2 separate regions of the Homo sapiens genome follow, and region 1 is linked to region 2. A link is an interaction called in ENCODE POLR2A ChIA-PET data of the cell type or tissue named here. Cell type or tissue: Panc1. All regions are shown on one strand. Each heading gives the region's core, and the rest is flanking DNA. Links, peaks and the distances in the headings are about the cores only. Region 1 has its middle 39 kb from the start of NR5A2. Region 2 has its middle 250 kb from the start of NR5A2.

What was found. ChIA-PET counts read pairs that join two places held together with the same protein. Peaks named below come from ENCODE experiments on the same cell type or tissue, not always from the same donor. Only the 100,000 strongest peaks of a DNase experiment are listed, where the experiment ranks them.
Region 1: POLR2A ChIA-PET joins it to region 2 with 6 read pairs; 2 of 35 experiments call an interaction of 5 or more read pairs at or near these places.

The regions. Positions count from the first base shown.
Region 1 is chr1:199,980,414-199,997,062 of GRCh38, reverse strand. No RefSeq gene overlaps it. Among named protein-coding and RNA genes, the nearest start is that of NR5A2, 39 kb to the left of the region's middle. In Panc1, for the core only: no CTCF peak of the experiment used is centred there; no DNase peak of the experiment used is centred there.
Region 2 is chr1:199,769,032-199,785,680 of GRCh38, reverse strand. No RefSeq gene overlaps it. Among named protein-coding and RNA genes, the nearest start is that of NR5A2, 250 kb to the left of the region's middle. In Panc1, for the core only: no CTCF peak of the experiment used is centred there; no DNase peak of the experiment used is centred there; H3K27ac peaks cover 235 bases.

The sequences.
Region 1 (16,649 bases), core at 4,738-7,237, 210 kb before region 2:
TTGTATTTTTAGTAGAGATGAGGTTTTACCATGCTGACCAGGCTGGTCTCAAGCTCCTGGCCTCAAGTGATCTGCCCACCTAGGCCTCCCGAAGTGCTAGAATTACAGGCATGCACCACCACGCCTGGCCTATACTCTTTCTTTAAATGTGAATGATTCCCTTTGATTAATGGTTAACTGAAAAAATAAATAAAAATTTTAAATATGATTTAAAATTTAAAATATGATTAAAATGAGTAAACTTGAGAGGATTTAATCTCTTTTAAAATATATAGCCAGGCACAGTTGTGTGAGTGCATACGAGGCAGGGTGATCACTTGAGGACAGGAGTTTGAGACTATCCTGGGCAACATAGTGGGACCCAATCTCTCAAAACAATTTTTTTTTTTTTTGAGACAGTCTCGCTCTGTTGCCCAGGCTGGAGTGCAGTGGCACGATCTCGACTCACTGCAACCTCTGCCCCCTGGGTTTAAGCGATTCTCCTGCCTCAGCCTCCTGAGTAGCTGAGATTACAGGTGTCCACCACCACGCTCTGCTTTTTGTATTTTGGTAGAGATGGGGTTTCACCATGTTGGCCAGGCTGGTCTCCAGCTCCTGACCTCACGTGATCCACCCACCTCGGCCTCCCAAAGTGCTGGGATTACAGGAGTGAGCCACCACACCTGATCTCTACAAAACAATTCTTAAAATTAGCTGAGGGTGGTGGTGGGCACCTGTAGTCCCAGCTACTTAGGAGGCTGAGGTGGGAGGATTGCTTGAGCCCAGGAGTTTGAAGCTACAGTGAGCTATGATTACACCTGCGAATAACCATGTACTCCAGCCTGAGCAACACAGCAAGACCCTGTCTCTAAAAAAAAAATATTTTTCCACCGGGTGCGGTGGTTCACGCCTATAATCCTAGCAATTTGGGAGGCTGAGGCGGGGGGATTACCCGGGGTTGGGAGTTCAAGACCAGCCTGGCCAACATAGTGAAACCCTATCTCTACTAAGAATACAAGAAATTAGCCAGGTACAGTGGTATGCGCCTATGATCCCAGCTACTCTGGAGGCTGAGGCAGGAGAATCACTTGAACCAGGGAGGCAGAGGTCGCGGTGAGCTGAGATCATGCCACTGCACTCCAGCCTGAGCTACAGAGCGAACTTGGTCTCAAAACAAACAAACAAAAAAATCAAATAAATAAATAAATATAGAATTGTGTTGCTGGGGGCACAGTAGGTGGGTCTTGTTTTATTCTCCCTAAGTCTACCCATCCTTGGGATAATTTACACATCGACATTTCTAGATCTCAAGCAGCTGAACCTATGGGAGGAAGGATGAGAACCTTGAATGTAACTGTGACTTTTGTCCTGGGGAGTTGAATCAAGAAAGCTTTTGCTTCAACTTCCAGTCTTAATTTGGGGCAAGGTTTAGAGGCTAGTGGAATAATGAGAGCTGAGCTGTCTGTGAGATTCCCCCCTTTAAAAAAAAATCAATCAGACACATTGTTTGCCCCTTTGGGCTTGATAGACATGTTGTAATAAGGTCCTGAACTGTTCACTACCTCTTTATGTACTTTCTGTCTAAAGGCTTGTTACTATTGTGACCTATATTCATGGAACCACAAACAATGGGTTTAACCATTAACTTTCAAACCGCCTTTAAATGAATTCTTTTATAAGATGAGAATTATATAGGCTTCCACTGGTTGCTTAGAGGAAACAAGAAAAGGACTCAGTTGAACTCAGTTATTAAGGACCTGGGAGTTGATGGTTAGGATGCCCCTAGACCAAGCAGATAATTTGCCTTGACCTGACTATGTCAGATAACACTGTTGAGTTGACATTCCAGTGTCCCTGAAAAACATAACGCATTCCTAAGTCGGTTTGGCTGAAAATAAAGTTAAATTGTAGCAATTCCTTGTACTCATTGAGGAAAATCTCAATCTGTCTCAATACTGGTGTCTATTAAGGCATCATTTGATGTTAGGTACCTATTTCCAGGACCCTTACTAGAGGTCCTTGAGAAAGTTACAAGCTACAAAGGATACATTATTTTCTCAAGTGATAGAAAGGACTAAAGAGAGTAACCGAAACGCTGCCTACTTAGATTCATAATTACTTCAATGAATTTTCTCTTCCATTTTTTTAATTGAGTGACAATCAGAAGAAAAAAAAGTAGCTTTCTAGTAAGCTCTACAATCTAGATAATGCCTGGGTGCTTAACTAATTTTAAAAAGATTTAATGTAAAATAAAAGGATTATCTCATTGGAGTAGTGAACTGACTCTTACTTGGATTGCTTTATGAAACGCTATCAGTCGGCTGGGCACAGTGGCTAACATAGTAGCCAGTTTGGGGTCTTTCATAGTTACTAATTTTTATTTTTTCATGGAGTTTAATTTCCGCATCCTGTTTTGAATCACTTGAACTCATGGCATAGTGTCAATTTTTTTCTTTAATGTTAGAAAAGCCTTTTTCTGTCTTTCTAATACATAAATTATTTTTCAGTGTCTATATAGGCTGGCTTAACCTACTGAGCTCAGTCTTCAGATCAAGAAATAGAAACACAGTGAGACTAAGTGATAGGTTCAGCACCATCTAGAAGTTAGCAAAAGCCACAGTCTATTGGTTTCAAACCTGACTTTACTCTCTGAGTCATGAGGCTTTTCCCCAGTAATTGTTTTCAGAGCTAAATCTCTGATTCACAAATACATGAGCTGCTTTTGATTAAATTATTTAATACACTTCATTACTGTTTTGTCAACTTTATTGTCTGTGCCTCTCATCTAGCAATTAAGTATATAATGTGCCATTTTGTTATTCTTTTGTATTCTTATTTATTCTTGTATATTTAAAATTGAATTCCTTAAGAAAGCCTGTGCTATTTGTGAATTTCAGGAGCAAAGGGTCCATGGCTTGTAATTCTTTGCAGCCTCTTGAATGCATAGCACCTCATACACAGTTGTGCTGAAATTTGAACTGATCTCATTTGTGGTTTGGGAAAACCTGGGTTTTTGTTTGTTTTGTTTTTTCAGACAAGTTCCCAGTTTGTCACTCAGGCTGGAGTGCAGTGGCGAGATCATGGCTCACTGCAGCCTCGACTTCCTCGGCTCAAGTGATCCTCCCACCTCAGCCCTCTGAGTAGCTGAAACCATAGGCAGCACCATCATGCTCAGCTAATTTTTAATTTTTTTGTAGAGATGGGGTGTCACTATGTTGCCTAGACTGGTCTTGAAGTCCTGGGCTCAAGTGATCCTCCTGCCTCAGCCTCTCAAAGTGCTGGGATTACAGGCATGAGCCATCACACCTGGCCAAAATTGGTATGATTTTAAGTGAAAAATTTAGAGCAGATGAATGAATTCACCTGATTGTCTTAAACACTTCAGGGTGGATTTCATGTTTAGGGGTAGAAAATAAAAATGAAGGCTGGGCACGGTGGCTTACGCCTGTAATCCCAGCACTTTGGGAGGCCTAGGTGAGCGGATCACAAGGTCAGGAGATAGAGACCATCCTGGCCAACATGGTGAAACCCCGTCTCTACTAAAAATACAAAAATTAGCTGGGCGTGGTGGTGCACGCCTGTAGTCCCAGCTACTCAGGAGGCTGAGGTAGGAGAATCGCTTGAACCAGGGAGTCGGAGGTTGCAGTGAGCCGAGATCGTGCCGCTGCACTCCAGCCTAGGCGACAGAGCGAGACTCCGTCTCAAAAAACAAGAAAAGAAAAATGAAATAAAGAGAAGGAAAAATATCCAGAAATCTGATTCATTTGGCAAGTTTTCTGGTTATTATTATATGAAGTTGAGCAGTTACAGTAGTAAAGAGTGTGTTATGAACTGCTACCTTCAACTTTGCTTCAGTTAAGCTTCCTACACATGGAATTTCCATCCCCAACTGAAATGACTATATGTTTGCTACTTAAACATTTAGTTCATTTTGTCTTTTTCCTGCTGTATCTGCTTGGGGGACTATGGGTTGAGAAATGGAATTAGAATCTTCTCCTTTGGGTCATTTACTGCTATAGGTTGAGCATCTGTAATCCAAAAATAAAAAATCCGAAATGCTCCAAAATCCGAAACTTTGTAAGTGCCAACTTGACACTCAAAGGAAATGCTCATTGGAGAATTTTGGATTTCAGATTTTCAGATTAGGAATGCTTAACTAGTAAGTATATAATGCAAATATTCCAAAATCTGAAATAAATCCAAAAATTTTGAAACACTCCTGGTCCCAAGCATTTCAGGTAAGAGATACTCAACCAATACTTCCACCAGCAAAAACACTGTTATTAATAAAAAATATAAGGCTGGATGGAGTGGCTCATGCCTGTAATCCCAACACTTTGGGAGGCTGAGGCAGGCAGATCACTTGAGCCCAGGAGTTCAAGACCAGCCTGGGCAACATGGTGAAACCCCATCTTTACAGAAAATACAGAAATTAGTCGGGCATGGTGGTGCATGTCTGTGGTCCCAGCTACTCAGAAGGCTGAGGTGGCAGGATTGCTTGAGCTCGGGAGGCTGAGGCTGCAGTGAGCCATGATGGCACCAATGTACTCCAGCCAGGGAGACAGAGTGAGACCCTGTCTCAAGAAAACAAAAACAAACAAAAAACCTATAGCACATTCTGGAAAGACCTGACTTCCTCTCATCACATGGCTTTATCTATCTTAGGGCTGACCCTGAGGGAATAAATCATAGCTAAAAATTCTGTCCTAAACAAAATTCTGAGGAAATTGAGGGTAGGTCAAGCTTTATCTCTGCTTTCAGCTTCCTCTGTCCCCCATTCTCTCTCAAATGTTGTGCTTTTCAGAATGTGAAGCTCTGGCCCTAGAACCAGACTGCCTGATTACTAGCTGTGTGGTCTCAGGTAAATTGCTTAGCATCTCTGAGCTTCTGTTTCCTCATGTGTAAAATGACATAATAGCAATACAGGTTAAGTAGTCTTTATCTGAAATGCTTTGGACCAGAAGTGTTTCAGATTTCAGATTTTTTAAAAAGTTTTGGAATATTTGTGTGTGTATATATATATATAAAATGAAATATCTTGGGGACAAGATTAAAGTCTAAACACAAAGCGTAGTTATGTTTCATATACACCTTATACACATAGCCTGAAAATAATTTTATGCAATATTTTAAATAATTTTATTCATTAAACAAAGTTTTGTCTGTGTTTTGACTACAACCTCATCACATGAAGTCAGTTGTAGAATTTTCCACTTGTAGCATGACACTGGCACTCAAAAAGTTTCAAATTTGGCCAGGCATGGTGGCTCACGCCTGTAATCCCAGCACTTTGGGAGGTCAAGGCGGGTGGATCACTTGAAGTCAGGAGTTTGAGACCAGCCTGGCCAACATGGTGAAACCCCATCTCTACTAAAAATACAAAAATTAGGCTGGACGCTGTGGCTTACACCTGTTATTCCAGCACTTTGGGAGGCCACAGCATGCAGATCACCTGAGGTCCGGAATTCGAGACCAGCCTGGCCAACATGGAGAAACCCCGTCTCTACTAAAAATACAAAATAGCTGGGCATGGTGGCGCATGCCTGTAGTCCCAGCTACTCAGGAGGCTGAGGCAGGAGAATCACTTGAACCTGGGAGGTGGAGGTTGCAGTGAGCCGAGATCTCAGCATTGTACTCCAGCCTGGGCAACAAGAGCGAAACTCTATCTCAAAAAAAAAAAAAAAAAAAAAAAAAAAATTAGCTGGCCATGGTGGCAGGCACCTGTAATCCCAGCTACTTGGGAGGTTGAGGCAGGAGAATTGCTTGAACCCAGGAGGCAGAGGTTGCAGTGAGCCGAAATCCAGCCATTGCACTTCAGCCTGGGCGACAAGAGCAACACTCTGTCTCAAAAAAAAAAGTTTCAAATTTGGGTGCATTTTGGATTTTTGGATTAGGGGTGCTCTAGCTGTACTTACCTTACAGGAATATTGTGAAGCCGTGAAAATTACTCGATTTAACACTTGTGTAACTATGTCTGGCATAGAACAATAATCAAGAAACATTCACTCTCATAGTTATCAGTAATAATAACAATATTATAAAGAGTACACTGACTTGGTCGGCCATCCCCAGCAGTCTGTACCCAGTAAAAATCTGCCTTCATAGCTTTGCCTACAGACTAAAATCATAATGACAACTCATGTGTTGTACCCTTGACTTTTAAAAAGTGGGAATTATTCTTTAACTCCTGCAAAAGGCATTGCGGTAGATGTGTGAGAAAATGTCTAGGTTTTCCTACATCTCTTGACTATAAAGTCACTTTTCTGACCAGGCGCAGTGGCTCACGCCTGTAATCCTAGCACTTTGGGAGGCCAAGGCGGGTGGATCACAATGTCAGGAGTTCGAGACTAGCTTGGCCAACATGGTGAAATTCCAACTCTACTAAAAATACAAAAATTAGCTGGGCATGGTGGAGGGTGCCTGTAATCCCAGCTACTCAGGAGGCTGAGGCAGAAGAATCACTTGAACCCGGGAGGCAGAGGTTGCAATGAGCCAAGATCACGCCACCATTGCACTCCAGCCTGGGCAACAAGAGTGAAACTCCGTCTTAATAAATAAATAAATAAATAAATAAATAAATAAAGTCATTTTATATTACTTTGATGCTAACTAGGCAACTAAGGAGCCGTATTTCAGTGATGCATCAATTAATACTAGCAGTGAAATACTTCAAAACATGTTTTTTCACAGGGCACTATGGCTCATGCTTGCAGTCCTAGCACTCTGGGAGGCCAAGGAGGGAAGACTGCTTGAGCCCAGGAGTTTGAGACCAACCTGGGCGACAGTGAGATCCTGTCTCTACACAAAATTTTTAAAAAGGCCAGTCATGGTGGCTCATGCCTGTAATCCAACACTGTTGGAGGCTGAAGTGGGCAGATCACTTAAGGTCAGGAGTTCGAGACCAGCCTGGCCAAGATGGTGAAACCCCCATCTCTACTAAAAATATAAAAATTAGCCAGGTGTGGTGGTGGGCACCTGTAGTCCCAGCTTTTTGAGAGGCTGAGCCAGGAGAATTGCTTGAACCCAGGAGGCAGAGATTACAGTGAACTGAGGTCATGCCACTGCACTGCAGCCTGGGCAACAGAGCAAGATGCTGTCTCCAAAAAAAAATTAATTAGGCATACTGGTCCATGCCTGTAGTCCCAGCTACTCCAGAGGCTGATGGGAGGATTGCTTGAGCGCAGGAGATTGAGGCTGCAGTGATCCATGATTGCGCTACTGCACTCCAGCCTGGTCAACAGTGTGAAACCCTGTCTCTGAAAAAAAAATTTTTTTTTCTTTTTATAAACAGAATTTTTTTTTTTTATTAGAGAGGGGATCTCACTATTTTGGCCAGGTTGGTCTTGAACTCCCAGCCTCAAGTATTCCTCCCACCTTGGACTTCCAAAGTGCTAGAATTATAGGCATAAACCAGCATGCCCAGCTATAAATAATTTTTTTATTTTTGAGATGGAGTTTCGCTGTTGTTGCCCAGGCTGGAGTGCAATGGCACGATCTCAGCTCACCGCAACCTCTGCCTCCTGGGTTCAAGCGATTCTCCTGCCTCAGCCTCCTGAGTAGCTGGGATTATAGGCGTGTGCCACCACCCCAGCTAATTTTGTGTTTTTAGTGGAGATGGGGTTTCTCCATGTTGGTCAGGCTGGTCTTGAACTCCCGACCTCAGGTGATCCACCCGCCTCGGCCTCCCAAAGTGCTGGGATTAGAGGCGTGAGCCACCGCGCCCGGCCAATAATTTGTTTTTTTTAAGAACCAATTGATCCCATAAGTATTCTGTAGAGTGTCTCCTGTGGGTTTTTTTGTTGTTTTTTGTTTGTTTGTTTGTTTTGTTGTTGTTGTTGTTTTTGTGAGACAGAGTCTTGCTCTGTCTCCCAGGCTGGAGTACAATGGACAATCTCGGCTCACTGCAACCTCCACCTCCCGGGTTCAAGCAATCAATTCTCCTGGCTCAGCCTCCCGAGTAGCTGGGATTACAGGCACGCACCACCAGTCCCGGCTAATTTTTGTATTTTTAGTAGAGACAGGGTTTTGCCATGTTGGCCAGGCTGGTCTTGAACTCCTGACCTCAAGTGATCTGCCTGCCTTGGCCTCCCAAAGTGCAGGGATTACAGGTGTGAGCCACTGTGCCCAGCCTCTGGTGTGTTTATCACTGTGCCAAGTGCTGTGAGTAATGGGTATGACAGATAAGTCCTACCTTTTTTTTTTTTTTTTTTGAGACAGGGTCTCACTCTGTCACCCAGGCTGGAGTGCAGTGACACAATCATGGTTCAGTGCAGCCTCACCCCTCCGAGGCTCAAGTCATCCTCCCACCTCAGCTTCCTGAGTAGCAGGGACTACAGGCACGTGCCATTGTGTTCAGCTAATTTTTTTAAAAGAATTTTTTGGGGCTGGGCACGGTGGCTCATGCCTGTAATCCCAGCACTTTGGGAGGCCGAGGCAGGTGGATCACCTGAGGTCGGGAGTTTGAGACAAGCCTGACCACCATAGAGAAACCCTGTCTCTACTAAAAATACAAAATTAGCTGGGCGTGGTGGCGCATGCCTGTAATACCAGCTACTCGGGAGGCTGAAGCAGGAGAACACTTGAACCTGGGAGGCAGAGGTTGCGGTGAGCTGAGATTGCGCCACTGCACTCCAGCCTGGGCAACAAGAGGGAAATTCCATCTCAAAATAAATAAATGAATAAATAAATAAATAAATAAATAAATAAATAAAAATTAAAAAATAAAAATACCTTTTTGTAGAGACAGGGTCTCCCTCTGTTGCCCAGGCTGGTCTTAAACTCCCTGGGCTCAAGGGATCCACCTGCCTTGGCCTCCCAAAGTGCTAAAATTACAGACATGAGCCATTGTGCCCAGCCAGTGAGGTTGTTTTAATATGTATATGTTTAATAAAGATAATTTTTTTAGTTCTGGAGATGAGAAGCTCAAGTGTGAAAAGATAACAAGTACTCAATCTAGCAATGAATAAAAATTCTTTAAATGTGTACTGTCCAATACGATAGCCATTAGCTATTTAAATTTAAAGTAGGGCAGGGTGGGCCTGGTGGCTCAGGCCTATAATCCTGGCATTTTAGGAGGCCAGGTAGAGGATCACTTGAGGCCAGGAAGTGGAGACCAGCCCGGGCAACAAAGCAAGACCCTCATCTCTACAAAAATAAAGAATAAAAAATTAGCTAGGAATGATGGTACATGCCTATAGTCCCACCTACCTGGAAGGCTGAGGCAGGAGGATCACTTAAGCCCAGAAATTGAGGCTGCGGTGAGCCATGATTGCACCACTGCACTCCATCCAGCCTGGTTGACAGAGCAAGATCCTGTCTCAAAAATAAATAAATAGGCTGGGTGCACTGGCTTATGCCTGTAATCCCAGCACTTTGGGAGGTCAAGGTGGGCAGATCACGAGGTCAAGAGATGGAGACCTTTCTGGCCAACATGGTGAAACCTCATCTCTACTAAAAATACAAAAATTAGCCGGGCATGTTGGTGGGTGCCTGTAATCCCAGCTACTCAGGAGGCTGAGACATGAGAATCTCTTGAGCCCGGGAAGCAGAGGTTGCGGTGAGCTGAGATGGAGCCACTGCACTTCAGCCTGGGTGACAGAGTGAGACTTTGTCTCAAAAAAAAAAAAAAAAAAAAAAGACAGAGCCTTGCTATGTTGCCCAGACTAGCTTGCAGTGAATATTTATAAGCACAATCATAACACACCACAGCCTTAAACTCTTTTTTTTTGTTGTTGTTGTTGTTTTGTTTTGTTTTGAGATGGAGTCTTGCTCTGTCACCCAGACTGGAGTGCAGTGGCAGGATCTTGGCTCACTGCAACCTCAGCCTCCCGGGTTCATACAATTCTTCTGCCTCAGCCTCCCAAATAGCTGGGACTACAGGCGCCCCCCACCACGCCCAGCTAATTTTTGTATTTTTAGTAGAGACAGAGTTTCACCATATTGGTCAGGCTTGTCTCAAACTCCTGACCTCAGGTGTTCCACCTGCCTCAGCCCCACAAAGTGCTGGAATTACAGGCATGAACCACCACGCCCAGCTACAGCCTTAAACTCTTGAGCTCAAGTGAGGCTCCCACCTCAGCCTCCTCAATAGCTAACTCTTATTTGTTACTCTTTTTAAATTTCATTTTATTTTATCTTGAGACAGGGTCTGTCTTTGTTTCTCAGGCTTGAGTGCAGTGGTGAGATCTCAGCTCACTGCAACCTCTGCCTCTCAGGCTCAAGCCACCCTCTCATGTCAACCTTCTGAGTAGCTGGGACTACAGGCGAATGCCACCACACCCAGCTCATTTTTGTATTTTCTGTAGAGATGAGGTTTTGCCATGTTGCCCAGGATGGTCTCAAACTCCTGAGCTCAAATGATCCACCCACCTTGGCTTCCCAAAGTGCTGAGATTACAGGCATGAGCCACCATGTCTGGCCATTTGTTATTCTTTTTTTTTTTTTTTTGAGTTGGAGTCTCAAAGCCTGGTGCCTGCCACCACACCCAGCTAATTTTTGTAGTTTTAGTAGAGACAGGGTTTCACCATATTGGCCAGGCTGGTCTCGAACTTCTGACCTCAAGTGATCCACCTGCCTCGGCCTCCCAAAGTGGACATTTATTATTCTTAAACATTAAGATGAGATATTGATAACACTCCTTGTTTTGAGATTTATCTGATTTTCTTCTAATCTTGAACTTTTTATTATCCAGAAATTTAAATATTTTATTTGATTTCATTTTCTGTCATTTCTATTTTCTTCTATTTCATCAGATCCGAGGAACTTATTATCATCATATGTGTTTGGTTTTCTGCTAATTTTTTTTTTTTTTTTTAGACAGAGTCTTGCACTATTGCCCAGGCTGGAGTGCAGTGGCATGACCTCAGTTCACTGCAACCTCTGCCTCCCGGGTTAAAGCAATTCTCCTGCCTCAGCCTCCCCAGTAACTGGGATTACAGGCGCCCACCACTATGTCTGGCTAATTTTGTATTTTCGGTAGAAACAGAGTTTCACTATGTTGGTCAGACTGGTCTCAAACTCCTGACATCAGGTGATCTGCCCGTCTTGTCCTCCCAAAGTGCTGGGATTACAGGTGTGAGCCACTGTGCCCAGCTTGGTTTTCTGCTAATTTTTAAGGATTTAAAACTATTTTAAGTATCCTATTTTGGTGTCTGATATTTCATAGTAAGATAAATCATTGTCTTTTCTCCTATCCACCGAATTATCTAGTTATCTTAATGCCATTTGAAGATAATAGTTCTTTTTCTTTTTTAAAAAAGCAAACACCTTTATTTACTTATTTGAGACAGGGTTTCACTCTGTTGCCCAGGCTGGAGTGCAGTGGTGCGATCTTGGCTCACTGCAACCTCTGCCTCCCGGGCTCAAGCAATTCTCGTGCCTCAGCCTCCCAAGTAGCTGGGATTACAGGCACGTGTCATTCACGCCCAGCTAATTTTTGTATTTTTAGTAGAGGGGGTTTTGCCATGTTGACCAGGCTGTTCTTGAACTCTTGACCTCAAGTGATCTGCCCGCCTTGGCTTGCCAAAGTGCTGGGATTACAGGCATGAGCCACCATGCCTGGCCAGTAATCCTTATTTTTAGTGAAAACCTAGGAAGTAAGTAATTGTGATTATCTATTAGATGTGGAGCCCAGGACAAAGAACAAAGCTGTAGAGATAATATCAGACTTTTTTTAGTACAGCCAGGAGGAACAGCTGGGCCAGGTAAGATCTTATATGTCCCCAGGCCTTATCACAGCCATGTGTTTAGAGCGTGTGCCACATGCGGCCCAGGATGGCTTTGAATGCGGCCCAACACAAATTCATAAACTTTCTTAAAATTTTATGAGTTTTTTTGCAAATTTTTTTTCTTTTTTTAGCTCATCACCTATCGTTAGTGTATTTTATGTGTGGCTCAAGACAATTCTTCTTCCAGTGTGGCCCAGGGAAGCCAAAAGATTGGACACCCCTGGTTTAGAGCCTAAAATCGAATGGCTCTAAAATATAAGTTCATAAACAAGCCAAACAATTATTAGAAATATTACAGAAGTAATAGTTTATGGCCTTAAAATATTTAGTAAATACAGTACTTGACCTATCTGACTAATAAAGTGACTAAATGTCTACATTAAGTTTTGAAGATTTAAAAAATTTTATTAATAACAAAATTATCTTTACTAATGATTATTAAAGTTGTCTATGAAAAGAGTCAAACTCTGTAAAATATTTGAAGAAATTTATTCCAAGCCAAATATGAGTGACGATGGCCCATGACACAGCCCTCAGGAGATCCTGAGAACATGTGCCCCAATCTTCCTTTTTCTGTTGTTTTATGATAATTTATTTTTCAAACGCTACCTTCTGTTATGCAACTGTTATATTCAGTAATGAACTGTGATTTAGACATCTCTTTTCAGTCATTAGAGCCAGTGGTGTCCAGGAATTTTCACTGTCTTGAAAGAGTCCAGTTTTTACAGTGAAGCTTGGCATCCTTATTCTCCGTCACAAGGTAATTGTGGGTAGTGCACAGGAGTTTAGTTTTACTTGAAAGCTATAAATCCTATCTTAGTAAATAAAATAAAACTGGCTAATGATCACCAATCGTATTTTCTTTTCTTCTAAGGAATGGGCTTGAACAAGAAGAGGGGGTTTCTCACAACTGCACTAAAATAGCTTTTAAGCAGAAAGTGGCCTTATGTCAACCAAGACAGGTTCTCCTCATTAAACAAACACCTTCCTCAATTGAATCCTTTTATGTTACAATTGTTTCCACATCTATAGAGCTTCATGAGAGATTATGCCAAAAATATATTTGTGGCATGTTGCGGTGGCTCACGCCTGTAATCCCAACATTTTGGGAGGCCAAGGTGGGCGGATCACCTGAGGCCAGGAGTTCAAGACCGGCCTGGCCAACATGACGATAACCTGTCTCTACTAAAAATACAAAAAAATTAGCTGGGTGTGGTGGCGGATGCCTGTAATCCCAGCTACTCAGGAGGGTGAGGCAGGAGAATCGCTTGAACCTGGAAGGTGGAGGTTGCCGAGATTGTGCCACTGCACTCCAGCCTGTGCAACAAGAGCGAAACTCCATCTAAAATATATATATATATTTGTTTGTACAAAAATAGTGTAAAAGTACTTATTTTCTAGAACAACCAAGAGCCGGCTTTCATTAAAGCTTGTCAGGGCAGGTTGGTGTCAGAGGAAATTTGCCCTAGTGCTGATCATTTGTCCTCCATATACAGTTCCAATAATCTGTTTGTAGAACATGGTAAACCAGCTGGATGTGTTGTTGAGGGAAGGCTAGCCTGGGTAGCTGTAGGTCATTTAATCACCTAGTGAAGCTAGAATTAGTGTGTTTAGATCTCAGTTGGGAAGCTTTCTTTGGAGATAAGTCTGGATTAGCCATAGTGAATTGATGTGATCCAGCTTTTCGGCTCTGTTCGAGTTCAGCTGAAGCATAAAGGGATGGTCTTCATGGTCTCCTGTGCTTATCTACCTTTTTTTTTCTTTTTTTAAGAGATGTGGGTCTTGCTATGTTCCCTAGGCTGTACTCGAATTCCTGGGCTCAGGCAATTCTTCTACTTCAGCATCCTGAGGAGCTGGGAGGACAGGTGTACACCACTGCACTTGTCCAGCTTACTTACTTTTCTTTTCTTTCTTTTTTTTTGAGACAGTCTTGCTCTGTCACCCAGGCTGGAGTGCAGTGGTGCAATCTTGGCTCACAGCAACCTCTGCCTCCTGTGTTCAAGTGATTCTCCTGCCTCAGCCTCCGAATTAGCTGGGATTACAGGTGCCTGCCACCAGGCCTGGCTAATTTTTTTGTATTTTCAGTAGAGATGGGGTCTTGCCATGTTGGCCAGGCTGGTCTTGAACTCCTAGGCTCAAGTGATCCGCCTGCCTCGGCCTCCCAACGTGCTGGGATTACAGGCATGAGCCTCTGCCCAGCCACTTTCCTACTTTTCTTATAGTAGAAATACCATGGACTCAGGTAGATGCCATTTAGTCAAAAGTGCCAAGAATTTAGTGATCTACATCTCTTTGCATGAAACTGTGACCTCCTTTGAGAGGAGAACAGAGCCCCTGTGTTTTAGATGTTTACAATTCAGCTGGAGAAACAAGACTTACACATATGAAAATTTAACTAGCAGTAAAAACTAGTTTATAAACTGGAACCAAATGATGGAACAGTGAGAGTTCAGAGAACACAGGGAGGGGCATCACTGTGGATTGGAGGAATCAGTAGCAGCTTCCTAGGTGAGGCTGGACACAACGGGCTCTTAAAAGATAAATGAGTGGGGAGGAGGGAAGAATGGAGAGCATTCAGGTGAGAAGTAGTCTAAAGAAGCATAAAGGAAGCCAGGGCCCGGTGCTGTGGCTCATGCCTGTAATCCCAGCGCATTAGGAGGCCGAGACGGGTGGATCACCTGAGGTGAGCAGTTCGAGACCAGCCTGACCAACAAGGAGAAACCCTGTTTCTACTAAAAATACAAAATTAGCCAGGCGTGGTGGCACATGCCTGTAATCCCAGCTACTCAGGAGGCTGAGGCAGGAGAATCGCTTGAACCCGAGAGGTGGAGGTTGCGGTGAGCCGAGATCATGCCATTGCACTCTAGCCTGGGGCAACAAGAGCAAAACTCCATCTCAAAAAAAAAAAAAAAAGAAGAAGCATAAAGGAGGTCAGGCATGGTGGCTCATGCCTGAAACCCAGTGCTTTGAGAGGCCAAGGTGGGGTGATCACTTGAGGCCAGGAGTTTGAGACCAGCCTGGGCAACATAGCAGGACCCATCTCTATAAAAAAATAAAATAAAATAAAAAATTAGCTGGGTGTGGTGGTGTGCACCTGTAGTCCTAGCTGCTCAAGAGGCCTAGGTGGGAGGATCACTTGAGCCCAAGAGTTCAAGGCTGCAGTGAGCTAAGATCACTGCACCCCAACCTGGGCAACAGAGTGAGACCCTGTCTACAAAAATAAAAATAGAGAAAATAAAGGGACATGGAAGAATAAAATGTGCTGAAGCAGCATCAATTTAGCTAAGATAGGCTGGTGGAGAGAAGGTTAGAGGGAGGAAATTTGAGTCTAACTACAAATAGCCTTAAATACCAGACTTTTTCCCTGAGTAACGAAAGGAAAACTAAGTTTATTCACTCATTAATCTTATTCAACAGCTCTTTGAAATTGAAAGCTAGATATCATTTTAGATTCATTGGAACTTTGCCCTGTTTTTTTCTTGAGCAGGATAACAGTGAGAGGTTCATTTGGATTTTTAAGAACACAAGAAAGGTGAAACACAGAGGACTTTTAGGGCAGTGAAACTACTGTGTATGATGCTATACAGGTGGATACCTGTTACATTTGTCCAAACCCACAGAATGTACAACACCAAGAGTGAACACTGGTATAAACTATGTTTGCGTAATAATGATGCCTCAATGTTGGTTCATTGATTGTAACAAATGTACCACTCTGGTGGGGGATATTGATAATGGGAAAGCTGTGCAGGTGTGAGGGAAAAAGGTATATGAGAAATCTCTGTACTTACTCAATTTTGCTGTGAACCTAAAGCTGCTCTTAAAAAAAAAAAGCCTTTTAATCAATTGATGAACCAACATTGATGCATCATTATTACGCAAACATAGGTTATACCAGGGTTCACTCTTGGTGTTGTACATTCTGTGGGTTTGGATAAATGTGACAGGTATCCACCTGTATAACATCATATACTAACAAAGTAATTTCACTGCCCTAAAAGAGACAGTAAAAATAGCCTGTAACCCCAGCACCTTGGGAAGTCAAGGCTGGCAGATTGCTTGCATCCAGGAGTTCGAGACCAGCTTGGGCAACATAGCGAGACTCTGTCTCTACAAAAAAATAAAAATAAAATAGTCTGGTGCAGTGGCTTATGCCTGTAGTCCCCACTACTCGGAGGCTGAGGTGGGAGGATCACTTGAGCCCAGGAGGTTGAGGATGCAGTGAGCGGTGGTCACACTACTGCACTTGGCCTGGATGACAGAGCGAGGCCCTGTCAGAAAGAAAAGAGGAAAGGAAAGGAAAGGAGGAGGGAAGAGAGAGAAAGAAAGAGAGAAGAAAGAAAGAAAGAGAAAGAAAGAAAAAGAAAGAAAGAAAGAAAGAAAACACGAGAAACTAATAGATCTATATAGGTTTCTTTCTCTTACAAATTTAAATTAAAATTTAAATTACACAGGTCTACACAGGTAGGCCCATGTGTAGTGGGAAAACGGGAGCTTGGATGGCTGGAGGGGTCGTCCACCAGCTGAAGACAGGCTGTGATTCCCCCTACTCCTGCAACACAACTCTGACCCCTTGAGGACTGCTTTTGAGGACTAAAAATTGCCCTCAATTGTGAACCACTGGTCTAGACATGCACTGTCCAGTATGGTAGCCACTAAATACGTGTGGCTATTTAAACAAATTTAAATTAAGATTAAAACCTCAGTTTCTCTGTCACACTAGACACATTTCAAGTGCTCAAATAGCCACATGAGGGGACAGTGCAGCTATGGGCTATTCCATCATGCCAGAAAGTTCTGTTTGTTGGACAATGCTGGTCTGCACTGACTTCGATTTGTTTCTCAGGAAGATCACAACTTAAATAAACCAGATACCTGTACAAAGAAAAAAATTAAATTGAGATAACCAAGGTGAACTTTTATTTTATTTTAATTTTTTTTGAG
Region 2 (16,649 bases), core at 5,720-8,219:
GTTATTTGGAAAATATTGGTTATCATATTGACTACCTATTTAGGTTTGTTCTAGGGTACAAATCTAGACGGATTTTAGTTTTCCTCTTGGCTTCTTCTCATTTTGTTCTGAGAACTCACAGGATCCAAATCCTCTCTAAAGTGTTGGAACCAGTCTAGGATACTCTGCATCCCTAGAACATGCTTAGAATAATTCCTCATTGTATTCTGGATGTAAGACATCTCTGATAGGATCTTTCTCAGAGTCAAATTATACGATGTGGGTGAATGTGGCATTGACTTATTTTTCCATTCACTGAGCATGTATTTAGTAGATGCTGTATACTTTTCCTGAAAATACAAAGATGTATAAAATGTGGCCCCTGCTTTCAAAGACCTCATAGACTTGTGGGGAAACAGACGAGACAAATGGCCATTTTGATACAATGTGATAAATATTTTGGAAGATGTAAGTATAAGGTTCTGTGGGAGCACACCTTAAAAATGCACTTGACCCAAAGTGGAGGGCATCACACAAGACTTTCCAGGGGATATGAAGACTAAATCATGTTGGGAATGGACCCAGGGGCAGTTAAATAGGCAGGCAGGAGAGGGAAGTATGTTGTGGTTATAAGGGCTATGGTGAAGTGCAGCAGGAAGGAGATTGGAAGTAGCTGGGAAAGATAGTCAGTGGTGATAGGTGAGGCTAGAGAGAAGGTGGGAGGCTGATGGTGATGAGCTTTTAGATTACGTTGAAGGGTTTACTCTATATTATACAAAGCTTCTGTGCACCTATATGTATATACGTGAGAAATAGATCACAGACTGTCAGTTATTTCTGTGTCTATTTTGATAAACTGAAAAGAGCCCCAGTTTAGTGCCTTGAGCAATTTATTCTTCAAATAAGGTTCTCAAAGAGGGTAAGGCATCCACTTGGTGATGCTGGGTGAGATTTTCTTTAAAAAAAGAAAAAAAGAAAATGACTCACTATCAGGCCATATTTGAAGGGAAATTTCAGAATCTTTGCTAGAACTGGATAACTGCTGACCCTAGCATCCTTAAATTAACCTCCCAGGAAATGCAAGATTTATAAGTTGTGGGCTTTTTTTTTTCTTTTGAAATAGGTCTTAATAATTCAAAGAACTTTTTAATGATTTTAAAAGTGCATGTTAAGTACTTGATGGATTGGATCAATTCAGTCTTTGTAGTGCTGTGTGTTGACATCCTCCTCTCTACATATGGAAATTCGACAGATGTACAGAAATGCTACACAGGACGGGATGTTTCTTTATGGCATTTCCTTGTGCATCTCATTGGAGAAAAGAAATGTGTATATGTACTTTATAGTGAGTCATTAACTATAAAAACAAGCTTATTCACAAACCTGCTTTGATCTGTATTTCCTGTGATTTATCTTTGCTGTCTTAGCATGTACTGAATTCCTGATTGTTATTAACTCCCCAAATATTTTACATCATTCCAGATAATCAATGCTTATCACAGTCAATACAGATGTTACAAGATCCTAGAAGAAAGATGGTGTCAGCATAATAACATTTTAATTATTATAGCATGTGTTTTCAACTGTATCTTTTGTTTATGGCATCAGCTAACAAAGCTACTGTAACATCTGGTTCATAGAAAGTATTAAAATGATTGAACATGTAAATCATAGCTTTCCCCACCAAAGACTTAAAGTAATAGTGTGTAACTGCTTGAAGGTACTAATGCTTGTTTAATTAATTTAAATCATGCTGGTAAGACTATATTTTCACTTTCTGTTCCCCTGAACTTGCACTCTCTGCAGGGTTACTCAACTGTTAATGTAAAACAAATTTGCTTGTGGATGGTTTAATGATATGAGATATTTGATTTGAACTAACATATCAGTTTTGTTAATGAAATCACAAGTTGGGCTGTTGTAAGGGAAACAACTTTCTTGTTTGGCAAAATTCTGTTTGGTTTGTAAATTTTATTTACAAGCATTATACACTTACTTTTGTCTATACTGAAATGTAAAATCCTGGAAAGTGCTGTGAAATGTGGGATACATACTTTTCAAACTCTTTCCCATGTATTTCACAGCCACTACTCCTGCAGAGTTGGAAACTACATTTTGGAGAAAGAATGAGCGGGATCAGATTGCTGGTGCAGCATTGTCTAGCTTTTCCTCAGTAATATCTCACCACTTCCTTTGTAAATGGCACAGTTCTGCCAACATGTGTTCACATTCACTCTGCTTATTGGAAGAACTGTGGTTTCATGTCAAGGGGTTGCACCAAAGGCAACGGCACAAAAGTTATACTGGATGGAGGGTGCAACAGCTGGATCAGCCACATGCACTTCGGTCAACTCATCTTCACCTGAAAACTAGATGCACAGGGAGGGTGAGAACTTGTTCATGGTTAAAAGTGAAAGGTCTTTTTTCTCCTGCTTTTTACATGAATGTTTGCTCTGATACAATAAAATGCCCTTGCTTCTTCCCAGGTGTGAGACTAGGCAAATTGCAAACTACGTTGTCATGAAATAAGAGATATCACAGAGACTCAGTATTTTTTAATAAAATACTAGAGGAAGTATCTGGTAATATCAAAGCTGATGATGGTTATAATGGAAGGAGGCCTGTGATTCCAAAAATCTTTTTTTTTTTTTGGATCTGCTGAAATGAGGGCTTATGGTGGAAAAAGAAAGGAGGGAACTCTAGCACTGAGAAAGATTATCAGATATGTTCTACTTTCTTGGGCTCTACTCTCCAAGGGCCTACACTCTCTTAACCAAGCAAGTTTGTAGAGATTTTTCTTTTTTCAGCTCAAGATACTGAATATGCTGGGCATTCTCACAAGGACTAGTGCAAGAAGATCTGGGGTCAGTGAAGAGTATCATATGGGGTCTCAATTTTAAAGAAAGGGTAGAGAATATAAATCAGCACTAGCTGCTTCCTCATGAGAACATTTTGTTACGGTAATGCAAGGAAGTCTGTGAAATGCTAAATGCCATGGAGGCAGGTGGTAGCCTCTTAAAGTCTTAATGAAAGCTTGAGAATTTTATCTAATTCATGTCATTGACTTAAAGTAAAACTAAACAAAAACCATTCTGGAAAAAATGGGTATAGCATTTACTTAGAATTCTATCTAATTCATATCATTGACTTAAAGTAAAACTAAAAAAAAAAATTCTGGAAAAAATGGGTATAGAATTTACTTAATTAAAAAAAAAAAGGCAAAATCCTTCAGAGAAGCAATAACACTCTCCACGTTCTTCCCAGCAGGACATCGTGTTTATTAAAACATCATCGTCACTTAATTCCTTTGATTATCTTATAAGTATTACATGATAATTTCACTTTTAGGAGTTTGCCATCTTTAAAATTTTGTTTTTAGTTTCAATACCTTTAGAGGTACAAGTGGTTTTTGGTTACATGGATGAATTGTATAGTGATGAAGTCTGAGATTTTAGTTCACCCATCACACGAGAAGTGTACATTGTGCCCAATATGTAGTTTTTTATCCCTCACATCCCCCCCTCTTCTCAGTCTCCAACATCCATCATACCACTCTGTATGCCTTTGTGAACCCATATTTCAGCTCCCACTTATAAGTGAGAACATATGGTATTTGGTTTTCCATACCTGAATTACTTCACTTAGAATAATGTCCTCCAGCTCCATCCAGGTTGCTGCAAAAGACAACATTGCATTCTTTTTTATGGCTGAGTAGTATTCCAGGGTGTCTATATACCACATTTTCTTTATGTTGTCATCGGTTGATGGACACTTAGTTTGGCTCCATATCTTTGCAATTATGAATTGTGCTATGATAAAATACGTGTACAGGTGTCTTTTTGATATAATGGTTTCTTTTCCTTTGGGTAGATAACCAGTAGTGGGATCGCTGGATCAAATGGTAGATCTACTTTGAGTTCTTTGAGAAATCCCCATACTGTTTCCATAGAGGTTATACTAATTTACATTCCCACCAGTAGTGTATAAGTTTTCCTTTTTCACCACATCCATGCCAACATCTATTGTTTTTTGACTTTTTAATAATTGGCCAACTTTTAAATCACTTGTTTGTTCAACTTTTGAGTTTCCACAGATGAACAGATAAACAGATAATTATGATAAAATGTGGAAGTAAAAGAGGTAGGCATGAGATATCACTGAGAGTTAGAGGTCAGGTGTCTAAACCAGTTTGGAGCAGAAGTCTCAAGGAAATCTTCCTGGGAGATTGTTGGTTTTGCTGGAGGACAAATGGATTAAGGGGTGAAAAGAAATAAGGCTGCTTTTGTGGGCATGGGCATATCACAGCGTATGAGCTTTTCTAATGACATCCATTTATAGAGATTTTTCTAGACATAAAACTAAAATGCAAGTACATTTTAAGGATTATATACATATTACAATGAAAGGAAAAAGTTTTGATTATTTGACAGAATTGAAATTCAAATATATAAGGTAACTGAAAGGTTATTTTGGTATTAATCTTCATTTTGTAGAACAACATTGCTGTATACCATTTAGAGTGTTACTCACTGCTTCTGTTTATATTAGAAAAGTGGTTCAACAATCAAAGGAATCCAGGGTGTGTGAGTCATTTTTTTTTTCTTTTTTAAAAATGTAGCTATGCTTGGAGAATCAATTAAAAAAAATCAATGTATGTAAAAATGCTGTTTTTCTTCAACACGTATTTTGAACCAGTTATGAGAATTTACTAAATTTTTATTATTTTTAATTATGTTTATTTTGGAATTAATACTACATTAGTACTTGGGGCAATTTTTAAAAAATGAATAATAGTATTAATGATAAATTCATTGAAAATGATTTATTTTAATTAATTTAAAATAATTACGATTTCATTTATTAAAGTTAGATCCTCCAGGGCATGAATCCCAAATACACAAACTAGTTTCTTCCAAATACTAAATGTGCATTATTGAACTATTTCTTAATTTAAACTTTTCTCTAACTCAAATGTACCATTCAATTTATTAATACTTTGTTCATTTCTCTTGAGCTCCAGGCCTCAAGCAGTCCTCCTGCCTCAGCTTCTCAAAGTGCTGGGATTACAGGCATGAGCCACTGTGGCCTGGCTAGAAAGAGGTATTTTCTAAAATATAAACACCCTCACTCAATCATCACTCAAATACCCTCACTCAATTGGTTATTTAATTAAATTTATTTAATTGTTAAACCATTTCTGAAATTCCTTTTGAAAAAACCGTAGTGTTAATGGGTATCCAAAGGTGTTACTGAAGTAAACGTTTCTGTAGTCATATACATGTGGGAAACCCTGGGATAAACAAGTTTTCTTTTTGTAGAATTTTCCATAGTTTTAAAAATGCAAATGTGCATTGTGAAACTATAAGCGGAGACTATACTAGGCATTAGTTTCTAAGCTTATTCAACCATGGAAATTATTGGTCTAGTTCCTTTGTCATCACAGACGATTGAAATTATGGTCTATTTTCATGGATCTGGAAGAATAAGCAGGGGATATAGAATAGGAGACAATTCTGAATAAGAAGCGAGGGAAAAGTACTCAAATTCTCTAGAGTATATAAAACCAGAATAAGCATTCAACTGTTTTATTCCCAAATCTTTTAAATCCTGCTTTTCTTAATGATTTTATATTGTAATATAATGATATGCTTGTTTATACATATTTGAAGCAGAATAAAAAAATGCTTAATAAATGATCAATCCAGTGTGCTGTTATCCAAAATAGAAGCTTTACATTAGGATATATGCACATACATGTATACACATATATGCATACATTATGAATTATGAATAATTTGGATTAATATAACATTTTTGCCTGTAGTTTTCATATCAAAGATATGTGTTTTTTTTTGTTTTTTATTTTTTGTTTTTTTTGAGACAGAGTCTCATTCTGTCGCCCAGGCTGGATTGTGTGATCTCGGCTCACTGCACCCTCTGCCTCCTGGGTTCAAGTGATTCTCCTGTCTCAGCCTCCCAAGTAGCTAGGACTATAGGCATGCACCACCATGCCCAGCTAATTTTTGTATTTTTAGTGGAGACAAGGTTTCACTATGTTGGCCAGGCTGGTCTCGAACTCCTGACCTCAAGTGATCTGCCCACCTTGGCCTCCCAAAGTGCTGGGATTATAGGCATGAGCCACTTGGGCCAGCTCAAAGATATCTTTATTCCCCGTTTCTGGGCCTGGTTTCTCCTCTCTTTCCCTGTCTGGTGACAGTAAGTATCTTCAACTGTTTAGAATACCAAAGGATTGAAAAATAATTTAGAAAATATGGGATTTCAATTCTTAAGCTTTGGTTTGTTAAATGGAAAGAAAGTTCCAAACAGCCAGTCATTTTCATCAAGTGCATACTGCTGACCCAGAAGCTAGTGGTTATACATGTTGAAAAAATCCCAAGACGTTCAGCTAACCATGGCAGCGTTGACTTTGTATTTTTGCATTAGATCACAACTTTTTTTCAGAGTAGCTTAGAGTTGAACTTTTGTTTTGAACAATCAATAGATATGTCAGTTCCCAAATTCCGTTATTTGCTTCCTAGTGCAAAGAAATAATTATTTTATGGTGGCATACTTTCATGATTTTTGTTCGCTCCATCTTTATGGTTAGTTAGGGATAAAACCATTTCTTATCACTTAAAATGCCACATGTATCTAACAATCTCAACTGTTTTTCTTTGACATTGTGAAATAAAACCCATATTTTTTGGAATTACACACCAAACTATTATAAGAGTGAAGTGTTAGAAATCAATTCAAATGTTAAATACAAAGGACATCCTTGGCTCATTAAGTAAAAATATCTCATTTAATGAGCAGGAAGGCACTGGAGCACACTGAACCCTGACACAAAGCAAATTATTTAAGTGATAAATTATATTTTATGGGGAGTGTAAAAGTTAATAATACTCAGGGGCATGGTAATAAATGCAGAGGTGTAACCAACTTCATTGACTGCTTTACTTACAAACATGCCATATGTACTTAGTTACTTGAGCTGATCATAAAAACACAGAACAGAAACCATAGAGAGATTCATACAGCTACCTTAGTACAATTATTTTTCAGTGCATCTTTTACATAGTATTTTAAGAGATTGTCTTTTTGTTTTCTCTCCTTTCTGTCATTTGCAACATTCTGCTTCCTTCATTTTTGTTTTCATTTTTGGTCAAGTGTTTGACCTTGTAGCAGTTAAAGCTGCAGTCTGCGCCTTATCTCTCAGCAAGCCTCATAAAATCAGCCATGCGTTCATCCTCTCTGATGCCCCACAAATGACCTCAGACCTCACTTCAAGAGGACCAACATGTCCTGTGAAGAAATGGGCGGGTTAGCTTTTGTGTTGGCACCTCCCTAGCTCTGTTTCTTTTCTTTTTTTTTTTTTGAGACGGAGTCTCACTGTCACCAGGCTGGAGTGCAGTGGCATGATCTCGGCTCACTGCAACCTCTGCCTCCTGGGTTCAAGCGATTCTCCTGCCTCAGTCTCCCAAGTAGCTGGGATTACAGGCGTGCACCACCACGCCCGGCTAATTTTTGTATTTTTAATAGAGACGGGGTTTTGCCATGTTGTCCAGGCTGGTCTTGAACTCCTGACCTCAGGTGATCTGCCTGCTTTGGCCTCCCAAAATGCTGGGATTACAGGTGTGAGCCACTGTGCCCAGCCCTTAGCTCTTTCTTAAGCAAACATTTCTCTGTAACGTGGAGTAGATCCATGAACAAATGTGGGCAATAACCTCTATCCATGCTTTACTAAGAGGCACAGAGATTTGTTCACCAAGTGGTCTCCACACAGCAGGAGGGCAGGAAGAGTTGCAGCAAATGTCTAGATAATGACAGGTACAGGCTGAGAGTGAAAAAGGAAAGGAACTGCCTTTTTTTATTTTTTATTTTTTTCAATTTGAATGATACATTTTTTTTCTGCTCTTGACTCTGCTTTGAAATAAAAATGTTTCATCTTTTTACTTGACTCCTGCCTGGTCTGGGATTATGAAGAAATTCTAATGACATGTAATTTTGCTTCTGTTGAGGTCAATTCTAGATGAAAATATAGCTTATTGATGCTGCCTGAATGACTTTTTCCCCTGGTTTTGGAAAATAATATAGTTTTAGATCTTTTCTTTTGAGTTGGGGGTCTCACTATGTTGCCCAGGCCAGTCTCAAACTTCTTGGCTCAAGAGATCTGCTAATCTCAGCCTCCCAAGTGGCTGGGACTATAGGGATATGCCATTGTGCCTGCCTAGACCCTTTATTCAAAGCTGATTATAGTTTGTGGGACTACTTTGAGATTTTTTTCAGAGTGGCAAGTAGAAAATTCCTTTAATACTGAAGCAGAAACACCATTGTGCTTACAATGGTGTTTCACACCTCTCAGCTTTGATATTCTATTTACTCTGGCTGGCTGCTCTTCCTTTTTTGTCCATTCAGCAAATTCCAACAGACACTTCAAACCCAGCTCAGAGGTGGATTCTTCTGACCATTTTCTTCTTCTCCCTCTTTAGATTGAGTTAGTTATTCTTTCATGCTACTTGTTTTTCATGTTTGTAATAATGCATTCTCCTTTTATTATAATTTATCTATTTATATTTCCAGCTATGCTGTAAGATTCATGAGTACAGAAACCCTGTCTTGGTTACTGTTGGATATTCAACATCTATTATAGCACAGACAGTGGCCAATAGTGATGGATGGAAGGATAGAAGGAAGAAAGGAAGTAAGAATGGAAGAGAGGAAGAAAGGAAGGAAGGGAGGAAGGGGGAAGGAAGGGAGGAAGGAAAGAAGGCAGGCAGGCAGGGAGGAAGGCAGGCAGGCAGGAAGGAAGGAAGAAAGGAAAGAAAGAAGGCAGACAGGCAGAACTTTCTAATCACATATGGCATCTTTGTGCAAAGCTACCACCTTGGAGAAAGATGCCCCTTCCTCTAGACCGATGGAGCCTTGGGCCAGGGTGCAGGTTTGGCTATTGGAAAAGTGGTTGGATTTCAGTCCCTGCTTTTTTTCTCTTAATGCCGAGAAAGAAAGGAATAAAGAGGGAGGAAGGAAGAGACAGATGGTGAGAGAGAGGGAGACAATAGTACTATCTTCACTCCTAGACTATGGACAAAGACTGTGTCTCTTTGAGTCCCTACAGCCTAGCAGAGTGCCTAGCACATAGTAGCACTTTACACATATTAACTAATTGAATTACTGATATTAAGAGATTGTGTCAGGTTGCTTTATATGTAGCAGGGAGCTGAAAGTGGAGAGAATCCCAAAGGAGGATAGTTGGAAAATGGAGAAAGATTTGCGTGGAAAATCCAGCCAGGACTGGAAGGCTGAGCTGAGTGGCCTCACAACACTGCAGTGAGTGCCAAGAATTGCTGTAGTTTTGTAGAAAACTGTTATTATTTTTTACAGGTTGTTTTCTAGAGACATAAATTACATTTTTAAAAATCAAAGACCATCCATAAAAAAATGGAGAATAAATTCTGAAAAGCAACTGGATGTGATGAAATATATGTAGGATATGAATTGGTTATCCTAAGAGGATGACATTCATTAGACTGGGTTCACATTTCAGATAGTTACTAACAGGAACTGGATTTATTGTTTAAGAATTTTAAGAGTATCTTTTTTTTTGGCCTGGATTATAATAATCTTTAAAAGCAAATAGAACTCATTTTGATAGAATAATCTGATCCTTTCAAAGTAATAATTAATCTATCACCTGGTTGCTAATCCCATTTCTGCTACATAATTGGACAATTTAACTCCTTTGGGAGTTGAGTTACTGAGCTCTAAAATAGGCATAAGAGTATCTACCTCAGATGTTGTTATATGGTCTAGATTAGATGATGTTGGTAGTATGCTTAGCAGAGCTTGGTATCAGAATCATTACCACAGCTTAATGACAAAATATTTTGTAAGTAACTTTTTTCATATGCTGTATATACTTTTGTTTTTGCTTACAGTGTTCATTTTCCTTTGAAGAAGCACATGTCCTCCATTCTCGGCTCACTGGAGCTGATATGTCCCTTGGCCACCATGGTGAACACATCACAAAGCCAACCTATTGGGAGTGAACACATCACAAAGCTAACCTATTGCGAGTGAACACAGTATCTGTCTGGGACTTGTGTGTGTGAAGTGTTCCCTTTAGCTGGAGCCACTGATGACCAATTTTTTTCACTTCATACAGTGGATCTGCCTTAGAAATTTGCCATTGCAAAGATAGCAGAACCAACTGTTGTAGAGAGAGATTGTAGGTGACATTGAGCACCTGGATCCAGTCCTGACTGAAGCTAGAGCTAGAGGCTAGAACCATCTTTGTACTTTTCAATCTGTGAACTCTAAGTTAGTTTTTTTTTATGATTTACAAATGAAAGATTTGTAAATTCTTTGTAAATTACCCTAATGAAATCACATTACTTGTGATTTCATTAGGGTAATTTATAATAGAGTATTAGCAGCAATTGACCCCACCCCACACAAATGCTTATTGATTACGGGACTGTTTGACTTCTCCCCGTTTAATGTCAATTAATAAATCTATCTTTAGCAAGTATCCTCTTTCTAGTTAAATTAGAGTTAGTATCCTTCACGAAAATAAAATTAAGCTATTATCAGTGATGATTTATCTAGAATAAGGTATTAACAATTAGATTGTGTAGCTTAAAAAAAAACACATTAAAACACATACTCGTGCTTACCAGACTTCTCCTGGGAAGCTGCTTTAGGGAAGGGACTGTGTCTTACTCACTTCAGTACATCTAGCTCTGGGCACAGTGCCTGCAATATCACAGGTGGTTACTGAACACTTGTTGATTTTAACTGACTTGCTTACCTCATAGGTGGAGGACAGGCCTGCCTGCCTGCCTGCCTTCCTTCCTTCCTTCCTTCCTTCCTTCCTTTTTTGAGGAAAATTTTAAAAATCTGAAAAAGTACAAAGCTTTATATAATAAGCATCTATATATCCACCTCACATTAACAATAATTAATGTTTTGCCCTGTTTGTTTCCAGCTTTAAGATATCTTCCTCCTTTGACCTCCTCCATCATTTTTGTCACACCCCCTCTTCTAGGCAACCACTGTCATCACTTTAGTATGTACCCTTCCTGCTTGTTTCCTATAACTTTACATACTCATACACATCTGCTAACAATATATGTCACTGCTTTATGTGTGTGTTTAATAAGCTACATTAATGGTATCTTGCTGTACACATTGTCCAACATGTATTTTTCAGTTAACACTGTGCTTTAGTGATCTATCCATTTTGATTCCTTTTAACTTAAGTATAATATTTAATTGAATTCACTACATTTCTTTATCTTTGGAATGGACACAATCACTTCTTTGTATGTAAAGACTTTTATAAAAATCTGGTTTTTCAAGCAAAGTCACTATACTGTGTTTAAAATTAATAATAAATGCAATTTAAATTTTCAAATAGAATCACTGGGAATTAATTAGAAAAAATTTAACGGAACTTCCGTATGGTCTTTTTTTTAAATCAAATGCAAGTTTTTAATTCTGCTTCTCTGATACATCTGTACTGAAACAGATATGTCTTTTCCTATTCTTTCTTTTAAAATGCTTGTCTTTGACTCATGAAAAAATGACATGACCATTTGCTGTAGCCTCATTGACCTCTTTGTTGTTTTATGAATGCTCAGGCACATCCCACCTCAGAGCCTTTGCTCCTGCTGTCCCCTCTGTCTGCCGTGCGTCCCCACATCTCCACATGGCACCCTGTTAAACTCCTAATGGAATCTATTCAAATGTCACTATCTGAGTGTGGCCTTTCTGACTCCTCCATTTAAAGTTGCACTCTTCTCTCATTGGCACTCCTGAATCCTCTTGTTTTGCTGTCTTTTTCTCTACAACATCTAATTACTTTCTCTCATACTATATATTCTAATTTTTAAATTTGTTTATTGTTTATCTTCTCAGTGAGGCTGAGGCTCCATGTAAGTAGAAATTTCATCTGTTTTATTTTTCCCATTGCTGTGTCCCCAGTGTCTAGAACAAGGAATGGCAAAAAAATGCTCGATAGTGTGTTGAATGGATAAATAAAAGGCAGGAAATATGAAAAATACAGAAAGTATGATGTAGAAGAAAGAAAAGCACTCTTAATTTTACATCTCATAAATAACAGTTTGTTAGATTGACTTTTAATGGTTTGAGCGATATATTTTTTACTTAGTTGAGATCATGTAACATATAAAAATTTTGGGCTGAGATGGGTGGATCACGAGGTCAGGAGATCAAGACCATCCTGGCGAACACGGTGAAACCCCGTCTCTACTAAAAATACAAAAAAAAAAAAAAGTTAGCTGGGTGTGGTGGCGGGCACCTGTAGTCCCAGCTACTCGGGAGGCTGAGGCAGGAGAACCCGGGGCAGGAGAACCCTGAGGCGTGAACCCGGGGGGCGGAGTTTGCAGTGAGCCGAGATCGCGCCACTGCATTCCAGCCTGGGTGACAGAGAGAGACTCCGTCTCAAAAAAAAAAAAATTTTTTTTTTGAACAAAGTATGGTTCTATTGTTTCAGCTGAATATTTTAAGCAATTCTTAAATTATCGAACTTTGTTGAAAGCATAATATTCTCTCATATGGATATACTATAGGCTAGATACTACCAATCTCTGTTGATTGGGATTTAAGCCATTTAAAATTTTGGATTTTGTCAATGACATGGTTATGAGTCTTGTTCATTAACTTTCACTTGTATATTTTAGTTTTAAAAACAATATATTTGTAGAACTACTGAATTTGAGTGAATGATATATATATTGCTAGGTATTTTCTCCCAAAGAGATTGTATCAGATTACTCTCCTATCCATGCTACATGAAAATATTCATTTAATTTCATTTTCATTATTTTCAAATAAAACTAATTTGCTATTTTGATAGGGAAAATGTAGTTTTCTTGTTTTATTTTGCCTTTCTTTGGCACATAAGTCAAATAAGAAGAGAAAAAATGTTTAGAAGATTGGAATAAAGAACTGATTTGTGGGCATACGGAGTATGAAGTGCCCATGAAATATCCAAGTAGAGGTGTTGAATAAGCAATAGGATACATGAACCTGAGCTTCAGAAGATAAATCTGCACTGTATATACACATTTAGAGCTATTGACATATGTATAATAAATAATGGCAAGAAAGTAGATTAGAAGGTCTAGAAAGAGAATGGAGAATGAGAAGAAGCCTTAGAACTGAATCTGGAGAAACTCCAACCGTTAAATTAATGAGAGAAAGCAAAGCAGTTTGAGGGGAAAAGGCCAAAGGGTTAGGAGAAAAGCTAAGAGGATGTGATGTCAAGAAATCCAAAAGAAGACTATTTAGAAGAGGAGGAAGTGGTCAACTATCAATTGCTGTTAAAAACGTTGGGAATCGTGAGCCCGTAGGATTTAACAACATAGAGGTCATTAGCCATCCAGAGGATGCTGTTGTGCCCCACCCAGATTCCCTTTACCAGGCAGTTGCATCTACGCTTCTGATACTTTGAATGTTGTTTGCTAAAGGCTCACAATGGCTATCTTTTCTAAAGAATCGTCCTCGTCCAAATGGGGGAAGTTGCATTCCCACCCCTACCTGCACAGTGTGCTGGTAAATGTTTAAAAACCAGCTTTCTGGGAAAAAATTATTTTGTATCTATCTATTTATTTCCTTCTTCCCTTCCCTTCCTTTCCCCTTCCTTTTCCCCTTCCCCTTCCCTTCTTCCTTTCTTTCCTTCTTCCCTTCTTCCCTTCCTTCTTCCTTTTATTATAAATGTTACTGGTATAAACGTTGTGTAGTATACAATTTACCAGTAATAACAAATTATCAAATACTTTATCGAAATTCTGTATAGCCAATTGATTTGCATAGAATGCTCTCCCCTTCTCCCAAACTCTTGTATTCATAGCTACTGATATATTCAATTGGTGAACAAACGCAGCTCTTACGCAAATCCTGGTTGATATTTTTGTTTATGTTAATGAGTAGTATAAAATGAAACAAGAAGATATATGTCAGAATTTTATTCATTCATTAATGATCTGAATAACTTTGCTGAACCAGATAATATTTTTAAATACCTACCAGAGTATTTCCTTAATTCTTTTTGTGCTATTCACAATGTAATTAGTTTAGTAACATTTTCTCCATCACCTTTTAAAGGCCAGATAGATGATCAATAAAACAATAAACCAAGCCCCAATTTGTAGTGTTTATCAATATTTATAGCATAAATATCCTCGTTATGTTTAATTTCAAGCTACCAACGTGATGTCACTAAATCTGGAGTTAGAGAAACTCACTGGTGCAGGACGCACCATTATATAGAATTTTTATCTATAGAATACAATAGATGTAATTAACCTCAAGAACATGAGTAAAATATAATAAAATAGGAAGTGATGAGTTTTGAGTATCTATTACCTATGTTTTTATATACTTTATTTAATTGTACATTTATGTACCTGTAATTTAATTACTAATAATGACTGTGTTTAACAGCCAGCTTGCACAATATTGAGAAATTTAAAAATTGGCTCTTGCTAGCTCTTGAAACAAGTCAGTTTTAGTATACTTCTCTTGTCCATTACATTCTCTCTGTTTTCTGCAGCCAATGCACGACATGTATAGATAGAAAAGTTTGCCTCTCTTGCTTCTGTAGGGCGATTCATAGAACTCCCTGTGGAGTTGGCTGAAGCTCGTCTCCAGTTGATAAGACATTCTTGCTTAGATTATTTTCTTCTCTGCCCTATTGTGTTTCTCTCACTCCTTTCTCTTGAGAGCATTCCATGAATAAATTATTTGCAGAAAAATACTCAACTCAGGCTCTACTTCTGGAGGGAATCCATCCAAGACATCATCTTATTAGGAATACTTTTGGCAGGGTAGAAATCTAACTGAGAGAGTGAGGAGTGAATCCTAAAGTGAAGACATGGAGACAGCTAGAGGACACAAATTATTTGAGAAGAGCAAAAACAGGTGAACGAGAAGCTCTGGAGAATGTGGTGGAACTACAAAGCTGATTGATGTTGCTGGACCATGAACACATAGAAGCTCTGTGAATGCAGGGACCCTTGTCTTTTTATTCTCTATTGAACAGCCAGTGCCAAAAATAGTGGACCTCCCAGAATAGTACTTATTAAATGAATAAATAAATAAATGAATAAATAACACATGGTCAGATGGAGTAACACAAGTTTATGTATTTTTGATCTAACATATTCAAAGTGAGTTTTTCAATGTAAAGCCAATTAAAACTGGGAGGAACCATCGTTCATATTTATCTATATATTTAGTTTTTTTGACATTCTTTATTTCTTTGTGTAAAGCTAAGTTTCCATCATGTGGCATTTTCTTTCTACCTGAACAACTTCCTTTAACATTTCTGACAATGCAGGTCTGCTGATATAAAATTTTCTCAGCTATTGCTTATCTGAATACATATTTATTTATTTATTTATTTTTGAGATGGACTTTTGTTCTTGTCGCCCAGGCTGGAGTGCAATGGCACGATCTTGGCTCACTGCAACCTCCACTTCCTGGGTTCTAGCGATTCTCCTGCTTCAGCTTTCTGAGTAGCTGGGATTACAGGCACCCGCCATCATGCCCAGCTAATTTTTGTATTTTTTAGTAGAGATGGGATTTCACCATGTTGGCCAGGCTGGTCTCAAACTCCTGACCTCAGGTAATCCACCCATCTCAGCCTCCCAAAGTGCTGGGATTATAAGCATGAGCTACAGTGCCCAGTCTACATCATTATTTAGCCTTTTTTTAATAATAGGAAAATATGTTTATGGTTTAATAAAAAAATTATACACTATTAAAATATGTTTCCATTATTGTTATTAAACCTATGAATGTGCAGAAAAAGATTTTACATAAAAATATAATTGTAGTAATCTTTAGATGAGAGGATTATAGCTAATTTTTTACTTGGTATTACTCATCCAAATTGTTTCATTTTTTCGTGTTCTTTATTGTTGTTTGGTTTTTGTTGTTGAGTTTTAGAAGTTATTTATATATTAATATTAATCTCTTGTGAAACATGTAATTTGCAAATATTTTTTTCTGTTCATTAGGTTGTTTTTTTCTCTTTCTTGATAGTACTCATTTATGCACAAAAGTTCTTAATTTTGATGAAGTCCAATGTATATATTGTTTTCTTTTGTTGCCTGTATTTTCGGTGTCAGATCCATGAAATTATTGCCAAATCCAGTGTCATAAAGATTTTCCCCATAGCCTTCATTTTTGAAAGTTATTTTTTTTTCTGGATATTGAATTCTAGGTTGTCTTCCACTACTGTAAATACATTGTTCCATTGTCCTATAGCTTGCATTATTTATAATGAGAAGAGTGAGATTATTTTTATCTTTGTTCTCCTATGTGTAATGTCTTTGTCTCTGCTTTTAAGATATTCTCTTATCACTGGCTTTCAGCAATTTGATTATGATATACCTTGGTGTGTTTGTTTGTTTGTTTACCCTGCTTGAGGTTCATTGAGATTTTTGAGCCTGTGGATTTATAGTATTCATCAAATTTGGAAACATTTCTTCCATTATTCCATCATACATTTTCTTTGTCTTTCCTTCCTTTTCTAATTATATACGGGCATACCCCAGGAGATATTGTGGGTTTGATTTATGACCACTGCAATAAAGCTGATATTCCAATAAAGCAAATCACACGAACTTTTTGGTTTCCCA